Linked DNA regions of Mus musculus: all the other regions are linked to region 1. Evidence: chromatin loops called from intact Hi-C (ENCODE). Cell type or tissue: left cerebral cortex. All regions are shown on one strand. Each heading gives the region's core, and the rest is flanking DNA. Links, peaks and the distances in the headings are about the cores only.

The links. Hi-C counts contacts between places; a loop is a spot of excess contacts. Peaks named below come from ENCODE experiments on the same cell type or tissue, not always from the same donor. Only the 100,000 strongest peaks of a DNase experiment are listed, where the experiment ranks them.
Region 2: it touches region 1 in a loop (12-fold over the local background); 10 of 42 quality-filtered maps call a loop at or near these places.
Region 3: it touches region 1 in a loop (5-fold over the local background); 2 of 42 quality-filtered maps call a loop at or near these places.

What each region holds. Positions count from the first base shown.
Region 1 is chr4:49,843,586-49,849,745 of GRCm38, reverse strand. Grin3a (glutamate receptor ionotropic, NMDA3A) reads left to right here and starts at 3,977. Exons shown (of 9, transcript NM_001033351.2): 1 at 3,977-5,363. The coding sequence starts at 4,665. In left cerebral cortex, for the core only: CTCF peaks have their summits at 3,913 and 4,628; DNase peaks (open chromatin) are centred at 4,468, 4,898, 5,339, 5,831 and 1 more place; H3K4me3 peaks cover 2,602 bases; H3K27ac peaks cover 1,129 bases.
Region 2 is chr4:49,955,068-49,961,390 of GRCm38, reverse strand. No RefSeq gene overlaps it. Among named protein-coding and RNA genes, the nearest start is that of Grin3a, 110 kb to the right of the region's middle. In left cerebral cortex, for the core only: a CTCF peak has its summit at 2,896 (motif pointing right); a DNase peak (open chromatin) is centred at 2,896.
Region 3 is chr4:50,672,605-50,678,927 of GRCm38, reverse strand. No RefSeq gene overlaps it. Among named protein-coding and RNA genes, the nearest start is that of Gm42287, 110 kb to the left of the region's middle. In left cerebral cortex, for the core only: a CTCF peak has its summit at 3,159 (motif pointing right); a DNase peak (open chromatin) is centred at 3,128.

The sequences.
Region 1 (6,160 bases), core at 1,161-6,160:
ATGAATGCCACTTATTTAAAATAATAACATCACCAAAACTAGGTGTGGCTACACCTAGATATTTTTCAGTATATAAGGGGTAAGAAAAGAATAGTTTTACAAACTATAATAAATGTGCAAATAAGCCTCCCATTTCCAAGAAGCTTGAGGTTTGCATGAGTTTGCATGCTGCCGTTTCTACACAGAAAACTGTCAGGAGCTGTCACCACAACCAATGCAGAAAGGATGAAACTCTAGCTTTGGGAGGCGAAATGTCATACCCACAGGGAAATGCTGCAGAGAGGGGATCCAACCCTGATTCTCCACAGCATTCTTCCCTGGAACCTTCCCTGGGCCACTTCCAGAATGTCACAGCTTTCACTATAACCATAGCTGGCACCAGAAAGCACAGATGTGCATGGGACACATTTTAAATTGAGCACTTAGATTTGTTTTGTTTGTTTGACTTCCAACGTGGGTTCTTAGATCACTACTTCTCATTCTGGATCAGATTATAAACAAAGTCTTCTCTGGCAGAGCCAAATGTGAGCTCTGATTTGCTACCAACCCTGCAGCTGGAATGAACCTCCAATGCTAAAAGTACACTGCCCCTCACAGCACTTCGAAGACCTGTCAGCAGTCCAGTAGTCCTCAAACCCAATTCCCCATATGTGAAGAATAATCACCCTAGCCAGACAAGATTATGGGACTTAGCAAGAATGTTGTCTCTCAGGTACATTATTGCAACTGCTCACATCAGATATCTTGCCTACCTTCCATGTACCATTAAAAGAACATCTAGAGGGATCCTGTTGCGTTAGTCCTCATGAGCATCGTGACAGATGACTGTAATCCCAGCACTAAGGATGCGAGGGAAAGCAGGAGGATTGTTTGACTTGAGTCCAGCCTGGGCTACAGAAGTCTTAAGACCCTGTCTCAAAAGAAAACAAAAATTAGCCCTGCCACTGACTCTGTTGCCCAGTGTCTTGCAGTCACACCTGTCACCCTATGCAGACCAGAGCCACACCTCCTGGTTGGTTTTCACTGCCTGCCTCTTCCTTTGAGCCTTTCTGCTCTAACAGCCCCCACTGTGACTGCTGTGAGTTGTCTTGCTCTGGCTCTTTGGATCCTTCACTCTTATTCAAATACCCCAGAAACATTTCTGCATAAGAACCCTTTCCTGGGGGAGTGGGTAGGGGAGCGTGTGGAGGACTTTTGGGATAGCATTGGAAATGTAAATGAAATAAATACCCAATAAAAAAAGGAAAAAAATAAAAAGAACCCTTTCCTAAGAACCCTCTCCATTGCTCTTTCCTCCCCTTGGGACTCCTTGCTCCATCATTCTCACAAATCACTGCCTCACCTCCCTTTATCTCTTTATTCAAAAGGTATGTTCTTGGGGGTTTTCCCTGGCTTTGCCTTCTAAAAATCACAGCTCACTTCCCTTCTATTCCTGTGGGCTTTTTTTTCCTCCTGAGCACAAGACAGCATGTCCTGTGTGTATTTGATTGTGTTCTTTGTTGTCCTTCTGTTCCATTAGTTCATAAACTAATATTTAGCACTCTGTGGAGTTATTAACAATCTTAGTCTGAAAAGGCAGAGAATTCATTTATTCTAACTGGGATTAAATCACCTAATCCCAGGATAGCCTTATGCCTGTGCACAGTAGGTTTTACTAACTGATTATTGAGTAATGAAAGGGTTTTTAAAATTATGGTCTTGTAGGCACGAAAAAGAGAGGAAGGGGAAGGGAAAGAGGAGAGATAAGAAAAGGCGAAAAGAAGAATGTCAGAGTTGCTCTGCAGTGACAAGAGAACCAGGTGGCAAAAGGAGGACAGAGAAGAAGAATAGCACAGGGGCTGGGGAGAAGCTCCTCTGTAAAGTGCTTGTCACTGAAGCCCGAGGGCCTGAGTCTCCTGAATCTACTCTAAAAAACCAGGCATGGCATGGTAGCATGCACCTTTAATACCAACAGTAGGAAAGAGAGACAGAATACCAAGGATCTCAATGGCCATCCAGGTTAGCCTTATCATTGAGTTCCAGGTCTCACTGAGAGAGACTTTGTCCCAAAGACAAGACAAGCTAGAATGCTTCTGAGGCACAAAGCAGAGGGTGACCTCTGGCCTCCACCTGAGCTAACACAGATGTGTACACGTACATAGACACACACACACACACACACACACACACACACACACACACACACAAACACACCAAAAGGAATGACGCAGAGTAGAAAGGACCTGGGGAGACTCGAAAACAGAAAAGGAAGAGCTCTTCTTCCAGTTCACAAGCTTCCACCAGGGCTCCGTCAGTACCAAGCTCAGAACTATGCAGCTCATCTGAGAATAACCAGGTCAGCCACACTCTCACGGCCATGATGAACTTGTAAGTAGCCTAATGCCCAAAGTGAATCCAACAAAACCTTTCCCAGTCAGGCCAGGCTACTCTCTATCAACACCTACTCTCTGAGGAACTTCATCTGAGCACACATGCAATGCCATGGTGCTAACGGTTGCTATGCAGAGTCACAGTTATAGGCACTCCTTAGTCTTCCATACACATACTCCAGCTCCTCCTAACGGCACGGGTGAGAGCCTCAAGTCCCTGCCGTGCAAGGACCACACATTCTACACTATACTTTGTATCTCAAGCAATGTGGTACTCTGGGATAAAGGAGATTGCTGACAGAGCTTTGATCTCTCTCTGACCTCAAGAGAGAACAGGGGCTTTCTATTCTGATTTAGCCCCCATTAAGCGTTTACTTCCCAATGGTGGAAGTTTTTTTAACCCTGAAGCAACTCCATCTTACAAAACTTACTTTGTGCTGAGACAAAGAGTCTTCTCTTTGCCAGGTTCTCAAGAATTTTATTTGTCTATAGTTTCATTATCCCAAAATTTAAAACATGGTGGAAACTTAAACTCAAGAATCAAAACAACTTTTTAGAGCTAAAGGTTTGATGTATTTACATAGTAATTTAGCAGCTCCAAACAACAGGGCAAGGACAGGTCAAATAAATTGCCGAGGTCACAGTTCTCCAGAGGTGATATTGGACTCAGTATTGCTGATCACCAATGCTGTTAGTCACGTAGTCATCTCCCCCACCCTCCTCATGAATGATTCCTGTAACATAAAAAGTAGTCAATTTGCAATATGTGTGGCATCCATAAGATTTCCTTAACCCTTTTGCGTTTTTTCTGATGTCACTTATTAAATGGGGAGAAAGTTTAGATAATAGGCTCATTGACCCCTGGGTTGCTGTATAAATGAAATAACTCACAAGAAACTACAACCTGGACACTCTTGGTCTATATACTACGGACAACTGGTGAAGGCTTTTTAAGCTCTGAAAGTACTTTTATTGCATTTTATTTATTTTATGTCTGGGATGGATGTGAGCACGTGAATCTTGCCACGCAGGGGTGCACGTTGGAGGACAACTTTCTTGAGTCAATTGTCTCTTTCCATCTTAAAGGACCTGGGGATGTAAATGCAGTTGTGAGGCCTGGTGGCCAGCTCTTTAACTTCTTGAATCGCTTTGAATCCACGTTTTTTATCCCGAGAATCAAAAAAACAAGACCCCTTTAAAAACGCATAAGCTCCTCTGCCAAAGAAAAGCAAGAAGAAATCAGATGTGTAAATAATTCTTGCTTTAATACTCTGGACTAGAAAAACCCTTTAGAGTGGTGTCGCCAAGGGATACTCCTTAAAGTCACAGTGGCTTTTAACCGGTCCCTGTGACCCATTAGGCTTCAGATCTCTCAGTACCGACTCCGAATTCAGAAATCCCCCAGGCTGTCTTTGCGTACATCCGCCAAAGGGAATTGTGCCAACTACAGACTCTGCGTTTGAGGGGCGAGGACTTTGCAGGGGCGCGGGACTGTGCGGCAGGAGAATCTCACCATCAGTGGGCGTTTAGCGCAGCCAAGCGACAGGCTGGCGCCAGGGCTCTGCTACTGGGAGGCGCCGGCTGAGGCGGGGAGAACTTTGGCGCTCAGAACAGAACCACCCTTCGCTGGCCAGTTGTGTCGCTCCTCCAAGGAAGCCGCGGAAGTGGCGCCTGGGCGAAAAGCCCGGCAGAAAAAGGAAGAGAGGAAGTAGAAAGGGAAGAGGGGAAAATGAACCAGGCGCTGGGGGAGCCCGCGGTAAGGTGGCCGGCGGGGAAAGGAAGCAGGTTCGGCAGCTGCTTTTCCGCACCCCGTGCGTGAACGCCCTCTCCTCTGCCACCCCAGTAAATAAGTGGGTGTCTCCTGAACTGAACAGCAAGAGAAAAGAAGCCAGCCAAGTGAGAGTACAGCTCCTCTGTCACTGCCGCCCCCTTGCAAGTCTGGCGGCTTCTCGCGGGGCCAGACGCTGCGCCCCAGGCGCCCTGCAGATGGGGTGGACAGGGACCCGGAGCTCAAGCCACGGGTGACCCGCGCTGGCCAACCGGCCTGCGGCGCTTGCGGAGGATGCTAGGCGGAGGAGCCCTGGAACCGCATCCGACACTGCCCGGCGTCCGCTAGGCTGCAACTTGGAATGCCCAGGGAGCGGTCCGGCTCCTGTGACCACTTCGCCGCGTCTAGGGAAGCTGCGCTCAGGATTTGGAGGCAGAGACCTCAGGCGGCGGAGACCTCCGGCGGCGGCTGCAGAGGGAAGAGCCGGGCGCAGGAGGGGGCGCGCTTTCTCCCAGCGGGTCTCAGTAATGAGGAGACTGAGTTTGTGGTGGCTGCTGAGCAGGGTCTGTCTGTTGCTGCCTCCGCCCTGTGCACTGGTGCTGGCCGGGGTGCCCAGCTCCTCCTCGCACCCGCAACCCTGCCAGATCCTCAAGCGCATCGGACACGCGGTGAGGGTGGGCGCGGTGCACTTGCAACCCTGGACCACGGCCCCACGCGCAGCCAGTCGCGCTCAGGACGGCGGCAGGGCGGGTGCCCAGAGGGATGAGCCAGAGTCGGGGACGTGGCGGCCACCGGCGCCCTCGCAAGGCGCACGTTGGTTGGGGAGCGCCCTGCATGGCCGGGGTCCACCCGGCTCCCGCAAGCTCGGGGAGGGCGCCGGGACCGAGACCCTGTGGCCGCGGGATGCCCTACTGTTCGCTGTGGAAAACCTGAACCGTGTGGAAGGGCTCCTTCCCTACAACCTGTCTTTGGAAGTAGTGATGGCCATCGAGGCGGGCCTGGGCGACCTGCCACTTATGCCTTTCTCTTCCCCAAGCTCACCGTGGAGCAGTGACCCTTTCTCCTTTCTGCAGAGCGTGTGCCACACCGTAGTGGTACAAGGGGTTTCAGCGCTGCTGGCCTTCCCCCAGAGCCAGGGCGAAATGATGGAGCTGGACTTGGTCAGTTCTGTCCTGCACATCCCAGTGCTCAGCATAGTGCGCCACGAGTTTCCGCGGGAGAGTCAGGTGAGAGGAGTCTGGTGCGTGGAGTGCTGTGCGCTGCTGGGAGTCGGGACCAGAAGGGGAGGAAGAGTGTGGGGGAAGCCTGGGTTTGTTGGCTTGTTTGTTTTTTAACTTTGATGTTTGAGGCTTGGACTATGTCCCTAGGCGGTAGGTTAGAGGACTTCAGTTGAAATAGAGTAAGACATTTTAAAAGCAGGCAGAAATAAAATGCGAAGTTGGGGGTGGGGGAGGGGTCACAGATGGAAGGAAGAAAGTGGAGATGATATGTGGTGGGGGCGGGAGGCAGTCATGTTTTGACAAGCTATGAGAAATCTAGTGGGTTCCAGACACCTGAAACTTAAGGTTCAGAACCGTGGACAGTGATCAAGGGTTCTACACTGGAGTGAGGAACAGGGGTGGGGCCCCAGACTTGCCACTGTCTTAAACTCCCAAAGGGCATTCAGAAAACCTGTAACAGAAAAAGCAGCAGCTGGTCTTTTTTACTTCTTCCAGAGGCGTGCCAGGGCTCTGTGGTGTAAGGAAAAGCACGTCCCTCTGGCTTCCCTTCAGTAAATGTAAAAGTCTGCAACTAGTACAGAAGCCACCGTGGCTGGCAGTCTTACAAATGGAAACCACTGGAATTACCGAGAGTACAAAAGATGAGGAGACTCATCTGTGGGTTCTTTGCCCCCACCTTCCTTCTACATTGTGTGGGCTCAGAGGCTGGACATGTGATCGCTGTAAAGAGCCCATTTCTGCTCTCTTTATTTAAGAATAAACAAATAATGACTTAGTTTTTTAAGGGGTTGAAAAAAATCTAA
Region 2 (6,323 bases), core at 790-5,789, 110 kb before region 1:
ATATTTTACCAAATTTGTTTTGATAGTATTGTGTCAAAAAATGCCTCTGTATTTAACATAGCTATTTTCTTGTAGTTTCTTTTTTCTTGTACTTTTGTCTAGTTTTGACACTACTAATAATTACCTACTCAAGTAATAATGATGTCATGAAAGATCACGATCTCACAAAATGCCCCCTTTTAAAAAGGAGGTCATTCTCAGTGTTTTATTATTATATTGAGATCAGTCTCTTAGTTCAGGTTACTATTTATGTGTTTGGGTGACCCCATGTTGGGTGTAGAGTTCAATAAAGGTGATCCAAACCATATTTGTTGTAATATTAACCTCACTTTGGAAAGAGGTAGGTTTTGTTATTTTAATGGTTTGTAGGGTTTCACTGCAAGGCCATCAAGTACTGGACTGCTCTTTGATAAAATACAATTTGTTGTTTCATTTTAACACCTACTCCTGATCTGTTAAGATAAATCTAAATTTAGCAAAAGTAAAAATGCATTTCAAATAAATTGTCAAAACTAAATAATCAATTCAAGGGTGAATAACAGTTTAAATATTGCTCCTAGGTTTTCAATTTTTAGCTGAAATTGCTTATAGTGGATTCTCATTGTCCTTTGCATTTCTATAAGTTGTTTTAATGTCTTCATTTTCATCTCTATTTGTATTTATTTAATAGTCTCTCATTTTCTTTATTAATATAGTTAAAAGTTCGTCAAATTTACTTACATTTCTAAGAAGCTACTAGCTATCTTTGATATTTTAAGCCTTTCTATTTTTAGCATGGACATTGATTACTATAAACTCCTCCTACTTAATCATATCTTGCTGTATCCACAGATTTTGATATGTTGTGATTTCTTTTTCATTTTGTTCCAAGTAATTTTTGGGTTAACTTTAAATTTTTCCAGTGACCCATTTGTTATTCAGAAGCATGTTATTCAGTTTCTGCATATTGGCTTATGTTTTCTTTATTCTTAATTATGTCCTTTTTATTTCATTGTGACTTAAGAATATATGATATTATTGCAATTTTAAATTAATGAGATTTGATTTGTTTGGAAAGATGTGATTTTGTTCTGAACAGTATTGTTTCTGCTGGTAAGAAAAACTTATATTTCCTTTCTGTAAACAAAATGTCCTAAAATATATTAAACCCATTCAGTATATAGTTTAATCAATACTGACACACACACAAGTTAAATTTTGTCTGTATTTCCAGAGATGACAATGGGGTATTGACACCCCATATTATTGCTACATTAGAGTCTGTCTTACCTTTAAGTCTATTAATACTTTCTTTGTGTATTTGAATGGCCTAATGTTGGCTGCAAGATTATTAACACATAGTACAATACAGAAAATTGAGAAGACTTACTCACTCTAATTTAGAACAGGTAGCCATTTTAGGCCTTAAACTTCAATTTCCTAGGACAGCTCAGGCTTCTCTAAAAAACAGCAGAAATGGAACAGCCAGTCAAGCAGCTGCTCAGGGAAGGCCAGTTATATTTTTAAAAGTCCCTATAAGATAACCGTCTTTGCCTTGAGGTACGAATCAATTAGAATTATACAAATATCCTGAAACATAAGGTCAAACAATCATGATGAAGGTGACCCAACTGCAACTGGAAAACCCCTAACTGGCTTTAAAAGGGGCCTGTGAGCTTTCCAGAGGGTCGACAGTTTGCTTGGATAGTTAACCCAGGCGTGCTGGCTGTTTCTGTAGAATAAGTGCTCTTTGTCTTTCCATACTACGCGAGTCTGGGGTCTTCATTCAGTGATTTTCAGACCCTTACAATAGCAACTCATATTTGTCATTTTGGTATGGTTTCTGTATTCTAAACAACATATATTTTACACATCAAATTGACAGTTGTATTCTTTTTTAGATTTTTTTTTTTTAGTTAAAAATGGATTCTTCTCTCATACAATACATCCCAACAAGTTTTCCCTCCCTCCACTTCTCCTAGCTCCCCCTTAATCTCCCCTTTACCCCAGATCCACTCCTCTTCCATTTCTTCTCTAGAAAAGAGCAGGCCTCTAAGACAGGCAGCCAACAGGACAAAGACACAAGAAGACCAGGTGAAGAACATTATATCCAGGCTTGCCAGGAAAACCTAATGGGAGCAAAAGAGTCTCAAAAATAGGCAAAGGAGTAGAGATACAGTCTACTGATTACTGTTACTCCCATTGTTAGAAGTCCCACAGAACATCAAGTTAACCACCGTAACATATATGCAGAGGACAAAGAGTGAACTTAAAAAGAAGAAACCTTATTTAATTACACTCAAATAACCAAGAACATTTGAAATATGGGGAAATTATACCACTCAGCTTTTATTGTGTATTCTTCAGTGACTTTATGAAAGAGTACAATGTATTAATATAAAATCCACCACACATGCAGACATACACACACACACACACACACACACACACACACACACACCAATTCTCTACCAGACCTTCCCCATCTTCCTCCCAGTTGATGCCTTCTACTCCTTTTTATTACTTTGTTAACTCACTGAAACCTCCCTTGAGTTGTTGGTTGAGGGATCCCTGAAAACAACTCATGCTATTGTCATAGCTCTTGGTTGCCACTATAACTTGATAACACTGTACTTCCAAAGATGTTAATGTTACATTATTTTGGTCACAGGATATAGACAAATCAAGCTGGTACTGACATGGATGCTTCCTCCATGTTGGTTAGCTTTCATAATACTGAAAGATGTTTTACAAGATGCTGAGGGAGAGATGTCATCAATGAACAATCTTATCTAGCTGTCAGTCTCTGAGCATCAATAACGACTGACCTAGCATGCTCTGCCCATTGATGTAATAGTGTAATTTATGTGACAAGAGTTGAAAGCTTTCTAATTGGATTTAAGATATTCTCCACAAGAGGGAGCCCACGCATGGTACCATAAACCTGTCAGAACTCACTGCAGAGGCCATAAGCCTTGAAGATCCTATACTACTTACTATGCTAAGGGAATAAAGTACCAAGCTCCCTTCTAAATACTTATCCTTACACCATTAATCAACAGACCTTTCTTATCCCTCACCCTTCATCAGAGAATCTTCTTATGCAGGGAGTGATGATTAATATATAGACACAGCTCATCAAATTCAGAGAATAAGTGACTTGAGATGCTCTGCCTTAACTGGAACATCTGGCTTAACTGGAACATCTGGCTTAACTGGAACATCTGTATCAGACACACACACAGGCAGATGCACATGCACACAAGAGGAAGGAGAAATATTAAGGGAGCATCACAGAAGAGGAGGCTTATGGGTATGACATGGGTCTTGCTGTCATCAATTCACAGCAACAGTGATTGCTTGCACAGGAACTACACAAGATGAATCCAATCAACTATCCAATGCGGTCTGGGAGGGCCTCATGAGACCCAGTCCTCGCTGAGGAGTTGGCTGCTAAAGGAGGTGTCTAGTTTATATTCAAGCTGATTTTTTTCCTTCTTATTTAGTTTCAGATAAAACCCAGAAACTTAACACTCTCACTAAGCTTCTTTGTCTCTTACCTGCTAGAATCATCCAATCGCTAATGGTTGAGCTTTGCAATATTTCTTCATAGGATGGAAGCAAGAATGTCCTACCAAAACTATGTCAGCCTCTGGGCTGGATTTTTCTTCTTTGTTGGGCCACTAGATTAATCCTCTTATTGTCAGCATAACTGAGTGAATTTGGAACCCTTCACAATGGAACCTATCATTGGTATTTACTCCAAAGGATATAAGAGCAAACTCTAAATTATGTGAGAATTCCCCAAAACCTTTTGCATTTTGTACTTGGGATAACTGATCAGCCCATGGACTAGTGCCCAGACTAAGTGAATATTCCTGACCCAATACAACCAGCAGCCTTTCCTTTGTCAGAGACAAATGTTACAAATGTCCCTAAATATATCATAAGAACTGCCCTACTAGCTAGCACATTCTACAAAAAAAAAATAGAGGAAAAGCCATATAGATATAGATAGATATACCAGCTTCCTAATAAAGTATAAAGCCTATAAACCCTACAACATGAATTACATTAAAGTATTTTTTAGAGATAGGAAATTAGCCAATCTCTGAACACTCACTATATAGGAAAAATCAAGTGTAAATTAACCAAAACTCAGTTCTACTTAATTAATTAAATGTACCTTCAATGAGAAACAGAAAGCCTCAACCCAATGAAATCTTTAGAGTGTGATGTGAGGTAAGGCCTAAAATTGAAGTTCAATGTTAAGTGCTGCCCTGACATCTGGTAAAATCAGAAGGGCCTTAGATGATCAAACTGCAATGTTCCCTTTCAGTCCTGGCCCAACAGATAAGGTCTTCCAGCCAACAGACCTCCTTATCAAAGGCACCAGGCACAATTCCTGTATCCGAGATGGAGTTTCAATTTCCTGCCAGCCTACAGAGTTATTCAAAGCCAATCACATCCTCTCGCAGGAACTAAAAGATACTTCACCCTCTGGACATTACAAAGCCTGCCTCCTGCAGCCCCTGGTTGTTCACTCTGGATCCAACCTCTGTGTTACTCTGCATGACATCTGGGGTCAGCCTCTCTCAAGCCATGAGTACAGATTGCTGCTGATTTCTTTCTTTCAGTGTTGTATGCCTTGTTTCCATCAATCCCATAATCCTAGGGGGAGAATCCATTCCTCACCCACACAGTGACTAGAAAATGATTATAACACCTCAGTTAGGAGCCTTCTTGAAAACATCTAGCATGATATAAAATATGAACTAACCATTATAACTTTTTCTTCCCACAGTAAGTATCTTGTAAGAATGTAATTTCTATGTGTAAATTCTTCACACGTGAGTATAGGCATATGAATGGCTTCAGTTCAGAAAATCTGTAGTCCTTCTCCCAATTTGGTTCCCTCACAAACACCAAACATGCTTAGAAGTATCCAGAAGTAAACACCCCTCCTTCCCCCCAAAGCCTAAAAAATACACACTAAAGATATCATTGCTGTAAATGTGTCACGTTCTAGTCAAGAGGTTCTGGGAGGAAAGGATGGTTTGCAGCAGAATGTCTAGAACACTAATGGAGGCAAGCTGGTTTGCGTACATGATTTCAAAACCTCATAAACCAGAACCCAAATACTTTCAGACAAAAGCTGGAATGGGTTTTCCAGCTATTTCTTTACGCGTTATACTTTTTTAAAAATTTTTTTATTAGGTATTTTCCTTGTTTACATTTTCAATGCTATCCCAAAGGTCCCCCATATCCACCCCCAATCCCCTACCCACCCACTCCCCCTTTTTGGCCCTGGAATTCCCCTGTACTGGGGCATCTAAAGGTGGCAAGTCCAATGGGCCTCTCTTTGCAGTGATGGCCGACTAGGCCATCTTTTGATGCATATGCAGCTAGAGACAAGAGCTCCGGGGTAGTGGTTAGTTCATATTGTTGTTCCACCTATAGGGTTGCAGTTCCCTTTAGCTCCTTGGGTAATATCTCTAGCTCCTGCATTGGGGGCCATGTGACCCATCCAATAGCTGACTGTGATCATCCACTTCTGTATTTGCTAGACCCCAGCATAGTCTCACAAGAGACAGCTATATCTGGGTCCTTCCAGCAAAATTTTGCTAGTGTGTGCAATGGTGTCGGCGTTTGGAAGCTGATTATGGGATGGATCCCTGTGTTATACTTTTTTTAATAGCACCCTTAAGAAAGCTGGGGAATTCATCATGGTGTACTATGTCAGAGTTTACATCATCTGCAACATTCAGGATTTAGCTACCATGAAAATGGAGAAACAAGCTAGAGACTTGAGGTAGTAACCCAAGGACCACATTCTCGGTCTTCCTTGATTTCCAGTCCTACTTGCAACTATATCTAAATGTTAACCTGAAAGACATATCTGAATGCGTAATCTATTAATCCTTTAAAGAGGAGGACACTGCTTTTCTTCCCTCGACATTTGTCCAGCTTGATACTTGGAATATAGTATGATTAAGAGCTATTTTAAGTCATTAACAGAAAATGAAGATAGCAGAACATCAAATAAGAATGGGCCTAGAAAACTTTATATGGCCCCAGTACAGGGGAACACCAGGGCCAAGAAGTGGGAGTGGGTGGGTAGGGGAGCAGGGCAGGGGGAGGGTATAAGGGACTTTCAGGATAGCATTTGAAATGTAAATGAATAAAATATCTAATAAAACTGGGAAAAAATAAAAAGAAAATGAGATTAAATAAGGAAAGCAGACTGTGCATAACTGGAGGGAGTAGGGGGTAGAATCGGGGTGGATATGACACAGATATACTGAGTATATGTGCAAAATTGTCAAAGAATAAATAAAAATTAT
Region 3 (6,323 bases), core at 790-5,789, 830 kb before region 1:
AAGGGAAAGATACAAAGAGTAAACAAAACCAAAACTTGTTTGTTTGAGAGAATCCACAAGAGAGATAAACCCCTAGGCAAACCAACTAAAGGGCCCAGAGGCAGTATCCAAATTAACAAAATCAGAAATGAAAGTGAGTCATAACAACAGAAATGGAGGAAATTCAAAAAATCATTAGATCTTACAACAAATTCAACAAAACTGGAAAATCTAGATGATATGGGTGGTTTTCTAGATAGATGCCACATACCAAAGTAAATCAAAAACAGGTAAGCTATCTAAAGCAGCCCATATCCCCTAAAGAAAAAGAAGTCATTAAAAACTTCCCAAACAAAAAAATTCCCAGGGCTAGAGGGCTTTGGTGTAGAATTCTACCAGACCTTCAAAGAAGACCTAACACCAAAATTCTTCAACTATTCCATAAAACAGAAACAGAAGGAATATTACCTAATTCATTCTACAATTACCCTGATACCTAAACCACACAAGAATGCAACAAAAAGAGAGAACTTCAGACCAATCTCGCTTCTGAACATTGATGCAAAAGTACTCGCAAAAATTCTCTCAAACCAAATCCAAGAACACATTAAAACTATCATTTACCGGGTGTGGTGGTGCATGCCTTTAATCCCAGTGCTCAGGAGGCAGAGGCAGGTGGATTTCTGAGTTCAAGATCAGCCTGGTCTACAGAGTGAGTTCCAGGACCGCCAGGGCTATACAGAGAAACCCTTTCTTGAAAAAAAAGAAAAAAGAAATACAAGTATCTTTTATGTGTCCTGTCATAATTTCTTTTTTTATTACGTATTTTCTTCAATTACATTTCCAATAATATAACTGCTTTTAAAATATAGCAAAACAAGGTCATTTACTAACCTGTGAAGTGGTACATACATGGTATAGAAAAAAATCCAGTCAGTTAAACTATTAAAGCAGATTATTGAAAATTATGTAACAAGGAGACCTGTAACACTCCCCTGAACGTGTAAGAAATAAAATACTCTTGGCCATAGTAAAAAAAAAAAAAAAAAGAAAAGAAAACAAAAACATCATTCACCACAGGCAAGTAGGCTTCATCCCAAGGATGCAAGTTTGGTTCAATATATGAAAATCCATGAACATAATCCACTATATAAACAAACTAAAAAAAGAAAATTCACAAGATCATCTCTTTAGATGCAGAAAAAGTCTTTGATAAAAGACAACATTCCTTCATGTTAAATCTATTAGAGAGTAAGGGAATTCAAGGCCCATACCTAAACATAATAAAAGCAATTTATTATAAAACAACAGCCAATATCAAATTAAATGGATAGATACTTGAAACAACTGCACTAAAATTTTGTAGAAGACAAGGATGCCCACTCTCCCCATATCTATCCAATACAGCACTCAAAATTTTATCTAGAAAAATAAGGCAAGAAGAAGAGACCAAGGGGATACAAATTGGCAAAGTCAAGTTATCACTATTTGCAGATGATTTGATGGTATACATAAGTGACCCCCAAAATTCTACCAGAGAACTTCTACAACTGATAAGCAACTTCAGCAAAGTGGCTGGATATAAAATTAACTCAAATAAACCACAACTTTTAAAATATGTTTTGTGCCAGGTGTATGTGTGTGTGTGTGGGGGGGGGGGTGCGGGGGGCACCTTTACTCTCAATACTCAAGAGGCAGAGCCAGACAGCTCTCTGTGAGTTCCAGGACAGTGAGTTCCAGGACAGCTGGGGCTATACAGAGAAACCATGTCTCAAAATGTTTAGTTATCCTTCATGTCAATGTAACAGGGAGAAACAAATGATCTTAGACAAATTATAAGAAAAACAATTACCTTCCAGTCCATTCTTTTATTCTTAAAATGCTATTTATTCATTATAGCTGTGAGCAATATATAATGATTTTTTTTCATAAGAGACCAGAAAACAGAAATTGATCTCAGCTTGTGGCTGCAGTTTAATTGTTTTATTTTCCATCTAGTCTTTGAATAATAATATTAATAAAGATGAAAAAATATTTTATATGTTGATGAGTGTAACTTAGTCTCTGGAAGAAAAACCAGTAAAGTTACGTATACACATATTGATAAAATTTCTACTCTAGAGTATCTCTGCAAAACAGCAGATTTCCAGGGAAAATTTAAGTATACTTTTATTTTAGGGATTTAAAGATTGTTGGTCATCTCTGTTTACATTATTTTGCCATAATCATGCAGTCAACCTCAACAACTATAGTGTTTTGTGTGTGTGTGTGTGTGTGTGTGTGTGTGTGTGTGTGTGTGTGTACATGTGTGCAAGTGCAATGCATTTGTTGACAATTCATAAATGCAGGTGGTACCAGAAAATATCCACACCCAAAGAAGTTATACTGGCAGTTAGACTAAGAGTATGTTGGTATGTAGTGAAGTGATTCTTTCTAAAGCATCATGAAGATTGAAGCTATTGATAATTTCATTCTTCCTAAGGTTGATTATCTAGCAAAATAGAAAACGGAGCACCTGTTCAGCCATCTGATGACCTCAAATTATATGTGATCCTTGCTTTTAGTTGGTGCTTCATAAATTTTGAAGCTTTCTCTATGATACATGACATATTTGGGGCTTTAAATGTGTTGGGTAGAGAGTAGCAGTTAGATAAGAAAAATAAATTAGGGAAATTCAATTAATACAAGTTCAGGAAACAGGAAGAAGAGTAAAGAAGTCAGGGTGTGAATTTTCTTTTCTGAAATTTCCATAGGTCTTCATCTTAGATCACAGAACTAGAGTTCTTTTCCACTTTTAATAAAAATTCACATGACAAAGAATAATATGCAATTCAGCCTTGCAGGCTTGGCTGTTTCTCACTAATTGCCAGGAAAAACTCACTTAGTTTTGCACCAAGTTGCAATGCTGCATGCAAATATCTCTGCACAATGACTCAAAGAAGACAGTATGATTGGTCTACCTTTATTTCTCTATGCTCTATCTAGCAATGCTACCCCCACACCAGACCTTGTTCAGATATTGTGAAAGTTACCTTTTCAGAAAGAAAAAAAGCAAGGAAATGGGAGTTGTCCTTCAGCGATGAATCCTCTGGTAGAACTCATTCCAGTGCAGAAGTCTGACTTGCTATTCCTCTGGAGTTAAACATTTGTCTGTCACTTTAGTAACAAAAGGACATTAGAGGGCACCCTAACTCAACATTCCATACAGAAAAGACATTCTGGGTAATTTGGACAAGGAAAGGTAAAATCCCTGGATTCTCCATTTTTTTTTTTTAATTTGAAAAGCATTCTTTAAAAGCAGTAAATAAACGAGAATGGGGTGCTGAGAAAGTTCTCTGTAAAAGAATAGCCTGTGTGTTCTACATCCTTTTAAAAAGCAACATGGAGGCTTCTCTTTCATCGTGGTACATCGTTGTAACCTCTCCTTTCCCCTTACACACACATCTGCATTAATAGATTCTAAATCAATCCTCCATAGGTGTAGAATATTAACATATGTTTTTCCATGTCTTAGAGGTGTCTTTTGAAGTGACTTTTGTCCCTAGTGTTCCCATTCCCTCCATATAATTCATGAGGAATGATGGGGGCTTGTTTGTTAATGAAGCGTGGTGGTCTAGGAACTTGTCATCCCTTTCTATCTGAATGAATTTGTTTAATCATTTGCTTCACTTGATTGGGTGTGATAATATTAAGCTTTTGGTTAAATGATGCCATTAGCAGATGGCACTGACACAGATATGTTTTACAACCCCTGATGCAGCTCATAATCCCATGAGTGATCTATAGGAAGACAGTAAATAACATATATATGATGTCTTGAATAGGTCATAATGTAGTCAAAGAATGACAAATGCTGATGAACCTTAACCTACTTTGTCCTCAGACAAGATCCTCAGCAAGACTAATTCATGCAACCACAGATAAATAATAGAATTTCTTCTGCATGCTTCTTAAGTGCTGACAATTTTATCTTAAATGTGAAAGGTTATTAGATTGCATTTCAGGAGGTAGGAAGAAATATTTGGTCAGAGGAAATAATAACCTAATAATATGCATTGCTCCATGCATACATTACTGCTTTAGAAACCCCAGGATCCACACTGCATTGATTTCATGTATACATTATATATGGTACTAACTGTTGGTTGATTAAATCTGAAAGGATGATCCTGAACATAACCAACCTAAAAGACCATGGCCTTTCCACAATTATGTTAAATAGACTTGAGGTTCTAGAAGGCATTTCATATAGTTATTGAAGTATTTTAAAATTTTGATGTAGTCAAGTCTTACTTTAAAATTATTTAGATAGATTTATGGATATGGATCAATGAAAGAAAATTTGCTCTTCACATAAGAGACCCTGAGATTTGTTTATCCTCCAAACTAGAAGCTAGCAAATGAACAACAACAAAAAGAAATCTGCAAATTAATTATCCAAACTGATAAAATTATCATGGCTAAAGAATTAACTAGATCAACCACTAAATATCCCCTAAAATAAAACTTTTGTGCACAGTGAATATTTTATATTATATATTGTCTATGTTTAGTAAGAAAATTAAAATTACTAAAAGTGCATTGAAATGACATAACGCTTGTACCAAAATATTGTTTACTCTAGAGAAATGAATTAAAGGATAAATGAAGAAAATTGAGTTGATTAGTTTCTGTTCTCCACTGCAGTTATTAATGGGGAGCTCTACCCAAATCAATGTTTTACACTATACCATATGCCCCAGGATAATTGCTAGGATTGTGAGGCCTAGTTAAAATATTTTTATTTATGCACCACATATTGTTCAGACTATCTCCTTGAGACTAGTTCAACTTAATTAAACAACTTAATCTCCTTGAGACCAACTAGAGCCATGAACCCTTGAAGGGGAACATAAGATGTAATATTTCACATACTAAAAACATTTTTTGTTGTTTTTTTTTTTTTTTTTTTTTTTTTTTTGAGACAGGGTTTTTCTGTATAGTCCTGGCTATCCTGGAACTCACTTGGTAGACCAGGCTGGCCTCAAACTCAGAAATCTGCCTTTCTCTGCCTCCCAAGTGCTGGGATTAAAGGTGTGTGCCACCACCGCCCAGCATAACATTTTTATAATATTTATATATAAATCATAGATCAGGTAATAATAAAAGGAGAGATTCTTTAATCAATATTAACAAAAAATAATAGAAAACCTGGCCATTTTCAACAACATAGTCATTGTGATTATCTCTATGGTTCCTAATAGGAGCATCTTGATGAACTAGCAGGAATAAGGCTGGCTCATTATTCACAAACAGTCCCAAGTCAGAACACCAACACTGAAAGCTAGCTTTTACTAAAAGTATAAATATTTCTTTTTGTAGTAAACATGAAATAATTACAATTTTGATGAGTACTTAATAAGTCTTTAAGGTAAAATCTTTCACATTGTGGAGAGTCAGTAATGATTAACATTATATGTATAGTTTGACTCTATAAATAGCTTCACAGTTATCTACTGCATTAAAAATGTATCTTTCAACTATACCATTTCATTAAAACAACTTCACCAATTAAGATATAATACACATATATTTGAAATATAATAGCTATGGCACAATAGTTATAAAAATGAAGTACATTAGCCACATAAAACACAAACTTATAGTAGACTATACTGTTTTGTAGTATAATGGTATAGAAACTGATACAAATGCAATTTAGGTAATTTGCTCCTTGTTCTTATAAACATGTATTGTCATGAGTATCTATCTTTAAACTCATTACTATCTATACTTAAGTATATGACATTTTAATATCTCTCTGTGTCTATGTTGATTATATATCATCATGAAGATATCTACCTCTATCGATGTGTATGACTTTGGTTACTGAGAATATGTCCTTCTCTTAACTGAATTTTAAATGATTTATTAATATTTTCCATGGAACTGAATATAAATGAAAATGTATAATATTTAACCTGCCTCTTTAGTATTAAGTTCTATGTGGAATTATAATACCCATAATCTCTACTAGACTTTTAATTCCACCAGAAATAATTTTAAATAGACTTGAGAATCAATATTATTTTGGATATATAAAATATTTTAAAAGATTATTTGTATGTTTTACTTTATTTATTTATTTATTTATTTATTTATTTCCCTATTCTCTTAAAATGCATGTTTTTGAAAGGCTTAAAAAATTCTTTCAATAGCAAGAAACCTAACCTATATGCTACAGACAATTGGGGAGATTTGATATATTTAGGTTATTACAAAATACAGAATAATTTTTCTTAGTTAATAAGTCAAAGAAAAGGGAAGAGAAGAAAAATAAAGTATATTGATCAGTTATTACTAGT